Linked DNA regions of Homo sapiens: region 2 is linked to region 1. The links are chromatin contacts, found by Hi-C or POLR2A ChIA-PET in ENCODE. All regions are on one chromosome and are shown on one strand. The core of a region is the stretch at or near the end of the contact, and the rest is flanking DNA. Distances in the headings are between cores, read along the strand shown.

What was found. A loop is a pair of places that touch in the nucleus more often than their neighbours do. ChIA-PET counts read pairs that join two places held with the same protein, here RNA polymerase II (POLR2A). Pooled maps may share reads with other maps.
Region 2: a loop to region 1 is called in a pooled map, with 5 times the contacts of the local background. The contact joins the enhancer-like site here to the promoter of SOD2 in region 1. A Hi-C loop is called at or near these places in 8 of 50 pooled maps. POLR2A ChIA-PET finds 5 or more read pairs at or near these places in 3 of 52 experiments (CD4-positive, alpha-beta memory T cell, K562 and OCI-LY7).

Annotation. Positions count from the first base shown.
Region 1 is chr6:159,690,068-159,694,490 of GRCh38, forward strand. SOD2 (superoxide dismutase 2) reads right to left here and starts at 3,174. Exons shown (of 5, transcript NM_000636.4): 1 at 3,078-3,174; 2 at 2,594-2,796. The coding sequence starts at 3,100. RefSeq lists an enhancer at 2,417-2,486 and silencers at 2,857-3,036, 3,237-3,526, 4,207-4,376.
Region 2 is chr6:159,818,007-159,822,429 of GRCh38, forward strand. PNLDC1 (PARN like ribonuclease domain containing exonuclease 1) reads left to right here. Exons shown (of 19, transcript NM_001271862.2): 16 at 549-648; 17 at 940-1,115; 18 at 1,248-1,346; 19 at 2,448-2,698. The coding sequence ends at 2,511. Among named protein-coding and RNA genes, the nearest start is that of PNLDC1, 20 kb to the left of the region's middle. RefSeq lists enhancers at 1,202-1,928, 3,576-4,382. Within about 2 kb of position 2,230, at least 4 of the 41 ENCODE cell types and tissues checked have a DNase peak (open chromatin) inside an H3K27ac peak, as active enhancers do.

The DNA.
Region 1 (4,423 bases), core at 1,924-4,423:
GAGGTCAGGAGTTCCAGACCAGCCTGGACGACATGGAAAAACCCTGTCTCTACTAAAAAACCCACAAAAAGTAGCCAGGCGTGGTGGCGTACGCCTGTAATCCCAGCTACTCAGGAGGCTGAGGCAGGAGAATTGCTTGAACCCAGGAGACGGAGGTTGTAGTGAGCCGAGATCACATCACTGCACTCCAACCTGCGGGACAGACTGAGATTCCGTCAAAAAAAAAAAAAAAAAAAAAAGTATGTCTGACTAGGCACGGTGGCTCACACCTGTAATCCCAGCACTCTGGAAGGCCGAGGTGCGTGGATAGGGGAGCCCAGGAATTCAAGAGCAGCCTGGGCAACATAGTGTGACCCCGTCTGTTTTTTTTAGACAGAATTAAAAAAAAAATTTTTAAAAGGAACATACGTAGACAATGCTGCTTTCTGAAACAAGCTCCAGTTGTTTAGCGATTCAGAAAGGAGAGAACCAACTGATATCTGAATACACAGCTAATCTCAAAGGGTTTTTTAAAGACACCAACTTTTTTTTTCCTTTGTTAGGTTTACAAACAGTTTTTTATAGATCTGTGTTTCCCTTATTAAATTTTCTTGAGAGTCACTCTAAAAATAGATGTAACTTTTCTATTGTTTTTTAATAAATCAATAGTAACTGAATTTTTAAAATGGGAAAGATACATGCTTAATGAGAGATAATTTAATAATCTTAACATCTTACAGTTTGCTTACTCATTTTAAAATTAATAAAAATTGAGGGCTTAATATCTGCTTTTAAGAACACTTTTCTGAAATTCAACATTTTATTTGGTTTCAGTTTAGTTTTTGCCTCAAATAATAATAAAAGTCAAATGCTTTTTGTTGAAAAATATTCATATTAGTCAGTTAAATGTGATGAGATTATGACATTGTTTTATCTTTTTTCCCCAAGTTTTCAAACATGAAAATCTTTTTAATAATTTTTAAAATATGTTTAAGTAAAAGAAAGCTCTGCAGGTACTCAATCACTTATAAACAATATAGTACAATACAATAAAAAGCTTTTTTCCAGTGGGTTGTATTACATAAGTAAGGCTCTGATTCCACAAGTAAAGGACTGAAATTAAGTTGTTTTTAAAATACTGAAGAGAAAGGTTCCTGGTGTCAGATGTTGCCTTACAGGAAGTACTTTCACAACTGGGGTATTCCCCAGTCTCTCCCCATTACATGTTTCCCAAATTTGTTATTTCCTAAATCACGGGGCCTTTTCCCGTAATTCAAGGTTCGTCTGTCTCAAGTAAATCTTCCAGAATGTGGTAACTTCCTCCTCTTTTAATCATTTACTTCAAACACAATCAGGCTGAAATACTGCATTTTTCCACTAGATGCCTCCAGTCAACAAGATGTGACTGTCTAAAAATTACTCAACAAATTTCATAACCCCGAAATTCAAAACATTTAAGGAAAAGTAAACATTTTTTACTACGTAGCTTACCAAGCAATACAGAGAGTCTAAAAAACATGACTATCGATTATCTTCCTTGTGCAAACCACTAACGAATAAATTAAAAAGACAATACTATTTTGTAAAAAACGTTAAAACATAACATTCCCATACACACCCCCAAAAGGCACAGACTCAAAAAGTCCACATACCCCTGGTTTTATCAACCGAGCTCTTGAGAAAAAAAAAAAAAGTTAACAACATATATTTTAATTGCATTACAAATATGAGTAAATAGTAAATAAAAACAAGCCTGTTTCAGTTTCCCACTAAAGGGCTATTTTCCTTGTGAACTTTGACCCCTAAGGGAAATCAAGAAAAGTATCAAGTCTAAAGATCCTGAACTGTTCCACAGTTAGGTTACTGCTTTTTTGGTAACGCACACCACAACGGTGTGCCTCCTCCTCTCCCACCTGAAGTCAAGTGGGCTCAGTGAAGTTTCACCTGCAGGGTAGCTGGGGATGCAGGGAGTCTCCAAGTCCTAGGCTGGAGTCCCGACCCCGTTTGCTCTCAGGAAGATGACAAGGACCATGGTTCCTAGCACGGAGTAGTGTCCTCCTGTCTCCCACCTTCAGTGTGACCTGGCAGTAAGACACCACTCCCACTTCTATCAGGAGGTGACCCTGACACTCAGAGACACCTGCGGACCCGATGATGTCTGGCCACCAGTGGACAGGCGCTCTCAGCCCTCCTGCAAACGGCTGGCACACCTACCTGAGAGACCAAACATTTCCCCAAAGCACATTATACAACAAGAACAATTTCAATTTGCAAAAAAAACGAGTGACACAGTAGAGCTTTCTTTTCAGGCCCTACAATTCACCAGTGCTGGCAATATGTGTAACGGAATGTGGCTCACAACAGTAAGGCAAGCTCCTTCGCAGGACCCCAAGTTCCCTGAGATGACAGAAGTGTGTTCAAACCCATCGAGGCACTCCTTCTACAATGAGGTAGACCATGTGTTTAAAAGAGAGACTATCGTGCCTGGAAAACTCGGAACCGGTACAAATACGAAGCGAGTTCTCCTCCACGGAGAGGCCCGTCCGTATGGGGCCTGGCTCCCTGGGGTCGCCTCTGCCGGGGACTGCCTCCCGCCGCTCAGCCTGGAACCTACCCTTGGCCAACGCCTCCTGGTACTTCTCCTCGGTGACGTTCAGGTTGTTCACGTAGGCCGCGTGGTGCTTGCTGTGGTGCAGCTGCATGATCTGCGCGTTGATGTGAGGTTCCAGGGCGCCGTAGTCGTAGGGCAGGTCGGGGAGGCTGTGCTTCTGCCTGGAGCCCAGATACCCCAAAACCGGAGCCAGCTGCCTGCTGGTGCTGAAGACGAGAAAGCACAGCCCGGTCAGTCAGCGCCGCGGGACCGTCTACGCAGGCTGGGCTGCCGAGGAACGGCAGCGCGCGGCGTCCCCCGAGTCCCCGCGTCCCCTCCCTGCGGATCCCCGCTCCAGCCGCCGCGCCGGGCACTCCCGGGAGAACCGCCTGCAGGTGCCCCGGTCCCGCCAGGCCCGGTGCGGCCACTGTCGCCATTGCCGCGGAGGCCCTGCCCGCCGCGAGCCCCTTCGCCCTTGGGGCCGTGACCGGGTCCCCTTTCTTCTCACCCGCACACTGCCCGGCTCAACATGCTGCTAGTGCTGGTGCTACCGCTGATGCCGCCGATCTGCTGAAGCCGCTGCCGAAGCCACCACAGCCACGAGTGCCGCTCCTGCGCCGCCCGCGGGCCTTAAGAAAGCGCGGGGAGCAGGGCCGCGACCCCAGCTGCGCCGCAAGGGCACCGCCGCCCCGCCCCCCCCCCCCGCGGGCCCCGCCCCGCGCCCGCCGCGCCCAACCCCGGGGGTGCCCTGCGTGCCTGTCCCGCCCGCCCGCGCTTGCCGTACACCCCGCGCCCAGGGCACGGGAGAAAGGAGGCTGCAGGCTAGCCTCGGCCTCGGCAACCTCGCTGCCTGTCTGCCGTACTTGAGTGGCGCGCGGCCGAAGGGAGGCGGCCCCTGCCCCCGTGGAGTTGGTACGGCCCGAAGGCCCTGCCTCCGGCTCCGCCCCTGAGGGTGCCGGCGGGGATCTGGCTGCACTAGGCGGCTGCGGCGCCTGCCCCTGAGTTTTGGTTGCGCTGCCGGGGGGCCGCGGGGTCCAGAGGCCTCACTGCAAAAAGACATTCATACCCTCCCAGGGCCCCCGTGGCCGTTCCTAGGGAAGACGGGGCCTAGCTGCTGGTCAGCGCCGCCCAGCCGGCCTATGAGCTGAGGGTAGAGCCAGCGCCCTTCCAACCCGTATTCAGTACTCTTGCGCCGTACCCTTGCTTTGCAAGTAAGCCGACCTTGGGACCTATTCCAGGACAGGAGGCACACAGACTTTGTCCCCACCGGCTGCCTAAGAACAGTTCTTGGACACCCACGACGTGCCCGAGACTGCAGGCAGGATTTGCACACATTTATCTTTATTTTTACCCCTAGGGTTGGTATTATTGATTCTAGTAATAGTGAAATCCTTTGAGGTTAAGCAGCTTCTCCTGGGCACAGTTAACTGAGTCAGGACTAGTTCCCACCTTCCTCACTACTAAGCCCTGGCAGTCATGTTTTGTGTGTTTACAGTAACTCTGTGAACCAACTGTTCAGGATAACATAAAAGGACAACAGAGGATTCTTTCCTGCGCTGTCTTGTAGCCTAGTAAGCTGTTAAGTATCAAGTGCTCTCTCAACAGTTAAACAACAATCCTGAATGGTGTGAATCTTCCATGTGTAGAGGTTAGGAAATCTACACTGCCATTGGCGGGAGTTGCCCCTTTATTGAAAAGAATATGATGGAAGGTAGCAGGTGCTGAACCGTTTCCGTTGCTTCTTGCAACCCCCGTACAGCCCTCCGAAGGATGACTAGGCTTCCGGTAAGTGGAATGGGAAAACAGTCAGGCGAAGAGGAACCACCTGAACTTGGCTTCACAACAGGAAGGGCT
Region 2 (4,423 bases), core at 980-3,479, 130 kb after region 1:
AGCAGTGGTGGGGCACCTCAGTGCCTGGTGTCACACATCTTTTATTTCTTTTAATCCTCATGGCCTAAAAGCCCTCCCTGCCTGTCTGTGTGGCCCGTGGTTTTGCCGGGGCCCTGCGCTCAGGTGTGTGTGCTCCCTGGACAGAGGGGGCACTGGCAGTGGGAGGAGGCTGTGGGATGAGGGATGCCCTTTTGGAATCAAAGGTGATGTCTTACCAAGGGGGGACAGCATGGGGCTTTCTCTGAATAGTGGCCTCGCACTGATTCTCTGAGCCTATTGCTGTTTGTCACCAGTGGGACCCTCACCAAACCATCACCAGCAGATGGTGACTGTCTGGAAGCTCTTCTTCTATGTGGCCACGGAGAATGCTTTTAGACTTGCCAGCTGGGGAAGCACCCAACCAGAGCCCCAAGACTTGTGAGGGCAGGAGGGAGGGAGAGCCGTCCGAGGGAGTGTCCTTCTGTTCTGTCACCGGATTCTTGGCTGTGGCCGAGGAAGTGGATGAACTTCTGTGCGCCCGACAGCTTTGGGGTTTTCTGTCCTTGCAGCATCGACCCCGTGCCCGAGTCATCCTTTCCTCAGTACCTTGACGTGCTGGCTCCTTACGTGAACCAAGTGAACCTCATCCGAGCGGGGGTCCCAAAGATCGTGAGTAGATCTCATTTGGCCCCCTCGCCCCATTCAGAGTTCAGAGGCTTTGCTGGGAAGCGGCCAGTGCTCTCTGGGACTCGTGAGAGGGATTTCGGTGGTCGGTGAGATGAGAGCTGGGTTTTTCTTTCCTCTCATGTTTCTCCACTAAAGCCAACATGGACTCATCCTTCCTTCTCTTCCCCTCCCTGCCCCAAGCAGAGCCTTTCCTAGTTTCTTTTGAGATCTTCAGACTGGATAAGAAGTCAGGAAGAACTGTGGAAAATCTCTTGTGTTCTGCATGTTTTCTAGAATTTTTCTGGTCCAGATTATCCCAGTATCCGACCTCCCATCCTCATCCTCAGCGTCAAAAGGTGGCCTGGGGTCAGCGAGCAGCAAGTCTACCATAAGTTTCAGAATCTCTGCAAGTTTGATGTCAGGCGACTCACAAGAAGCCAGTTCTTACTCCTGACCAATAAGTTTAAGGAGTAGGTGCCTCTAAGTCCGCGTCCCCCACCCCTCGTGCGTTCATCCCTGTATCTCTCTGACTCCACCCGCCTGATCACAGCAGGCGGCGCCATCCTGCTGCCTGGCTGACCACAGCAAACTTGTTTTGGCAGTGCGCGGAACATCCTGAAGGAGTACCGGGACCACCCGACCCTGTGCATCTCCCTGTACCGCTACTGGAGGCACTCCCCAAACGTCAACTGCCTGCTCCAGTAAGTGACAGGCTGAGGCCACCTGCCTGTCCTGGGGTCCTGGAGTGCCCGGGGTCCCAGCATCCCAGCATGGTCTGACTCGAGCACAGCTCACTTGCTGGTGTGTGTTGCCAAGGGGGTTGTGTTGACGAGTGTGGTGCCCTGAATGTCCTTCAGTGATGCCGCGTGTCTGTCGAGCACCTGCTGTGCTGGGCACCATCGTAGTTCTAGGGCCTCGTCAGTGAAGCAGAAAATCCCTGCTCTCGTGGAGCTCACGTGCTGGGGGAGACAAACAGGATAAACAAATGGACCCTATAATGTGTTGGGTGACAAGTGTTTATTAAAAATGAGAGAAGGGTCAGGAGTGGGTGGCAGGCTGCAGTTCAAAGGAGCTGATGGGGGTCTTCATTAGAGACTTGGAGTGAGCCAGGCGGAGGGGGCAGCAGGACGGAGCCTTCCAGTCAGGAGGTGCCCGGAGTGTCACGGGGAGAGGCCATTGTGAGCAAAACAGCAAGGAGGGGGATGCAGGAGAAGGAACCAGTGCCCCCCAGCTGGGGGCCACCCAGGGAGGACGTGGGCTTCTCTCAGGAGAGAGGGAATCGCGGAAGTTACAGCAAGAAGGTCTATAACCCGACTCAGGTTGTCTTCCGTGTTGGGGTAGACTGTGGAGGCGAGACGCTGTGAGAGCAGTCAGGAAGGAGATGCTTCAGCTGGGTCACAGCTCGGTGCAGCCAGGGGCAGCGGGGTGGAGTCAGCGACAGACCAGAGAAGGATCAAGTACGAATCCAGGGTTTGAGTCCTGAACAGCTGGAAAGGCAGAGTTGCTGTCAGTTGAGCTGGGTGAGGTTCTGGCTTGCGGGTTAGGGGCACATCCGTTAGAAAACAGCATTGCTGAGGAAGCACAGTGAGCTCCGAGGCAAACCCTTTTTCTTTCAACCTGCGGTTTGCATCCCAGAGCCAGCCTAACCTCGAGAGGCAGAAGTTCAGTGTTGTCGTCGGGAGAGTGACAGCAAGAAAGAACATCTGAGTGCACGGGGCTGGGAAGGAGGAGGGGCAAGCCTGTGTCGGTGCCTCTCGGCCTGCTGGGTGCCCCGGCCACTGACACGTGTCATTGTCTTGCAGAGTCTGTGGCATAGTGACTGCCTGGGCCCTTCTCGCGTTCATCCTTGGAAGATCTGGTACCTGAGTGCAGCGAGGCCTCCTGCGGCCACCCTCGGGTCCCCATGCTCTCTGGGAGGTGTGCTGGGTGTGTTCGTGTAAATCAGATTCTGTTTGCAGATGGATCTGTTTGGTCTTTTCTAGAAATTCTGTTATGTCCTGAACGTGAAATTCTGTCAACACTCTCAATGATAAATCAGTCCTTAGATATCGTACCTGTATGTGTGGTCAGAACTTTTCTTGCTATAAATGCAGGCGGAGCAGTCAGCACCTCGAGATTTAAGCTAATGTCTCAGGAGCAGGTCATTGTGCTAGGAGCTGGACACCAGATGAAGAAAAGGGGACGTTATTTCTGGGGGAAAAACTAATGGCTTATTATTGGCTGTTGTTGACTTAGTTCTGAGAAATGGCCTTCCTAAGTTTAGTAAAGGAAGGATGTGAAGCTTGGAAGAGGGGAAGTCGTGTGCACTGGGGACATTTTTGACAAGTGTTATAAACCGTAAGACATCCACGTGCATTTAGAAACAATGACCCGCAGCCACAGTGTGCACCTTTGACGTTGGCACAGTGGGACACTGTGTCCTCCACAGTGGTCTGCACTACACTCAGCTTTCTCGGTAACTTTTCTCTGTGGGGATCTCGACTCGGCTGGGCTCTTTGCTCAACCTGGAGCTTCACTTGTGGGCTCTGCAAAGCTGATTGAAATTTAGCCTGGGAGACATTTTTCCTCTAGAGAAACAAGCGTTAGTGGTGGTAGCTGTCCACAGGGGGGTTTGGGAACTGCCTTTCCAGAGGTCGCACCCCTTTCCTGAGGGGTGAGGGGCCCGGTGGCCCTACAGGATCCTTTGCGACTTATGATCTGACCGGCCACGCCACACTCGGAACAGCAGCTGTTTCCTCATCTGCTCAAACCGCATTGTAAGGGAGTGTCAGGGTGTTGGGTATTTTGTTTGTTTGTTTGGTTGGTTTTTTTTCATTGAAAGTAACTTGTTTTGAGACAGGGTCTCTGTCGCCCAGGTTGCAGTGCAGTGGCACAATTGTGGCTCACTGCGGCTGCAGCTTCTACCTCCAGGGCTCAAGCAATCCTCCCACCTCAGCCTCTCGAGTAGCTGGCACCACGGATACATGCCACCACACATGACTAATCTAAAACAATTGTTTTTGTAGTGATGGGGTCTCCCTATGTTGCCCAGGCTGATCTTGAACTCCTGGCTTCAGGCCATCCTTCTGCCTCAGCCTCCCAGAGTGCTGGGATTACAGGCGTGAGCCACCAATCCAGGCTGGTTGAACGTAACTTCGCTGAGGAGAATTCCACTTTTCTTTCATGGGCTTTGGGCTTGACTGTGTTTGGGTAAGCCCTGCTTTAAGTACTCTTGCGAGCCCCTCTCAGCTGCCTGTCTTGAGGGCTGTTTGGCATCCCAGCGGTGGAGCAGGGCCGGGCGCTGTAAGCTGTTCCACAGTGCTCTGGAGTTGGAGGCACACAGCACTTTCATAAGGCCTTGTTCATTCACCTCTTCTCTGTTCAGCGTGTCTTCACTGGGCACCTGGTGCATGCCCTTCGGTGCACCATGCTATGGGCAGGGTCCTCATGTCCATGGTGACCTGGCTGACCCCACAGCCCTGTGTCGTGCCTGCTGTTGCCTAGGGCAGCCCTGAGCTGGAAGAGCTGGAAGCTGTGCCACAGCCAGGCTTTGTAGATCAAGTTTACTTTCTGAGCAGTGCTCAGGCGCTGCTGACCAGGGCACTGCTCAGAAATGCTGAGTGGTTCGGGGCCTCCTGCCCTTAGCAGCTCTTGCCCTGCCTAGATGGCGGTGAGGGAACGAGGCAGGCTCTGAGTCTCTCCCAAGGTGCTCTCCCCGCTCCCCTAGCTCTTCAAGGCTGTGTTTTACCTGCAGGTCTCCCTCCAATCAGTAAATGAATAAAACCGAAACAAGGCAAAA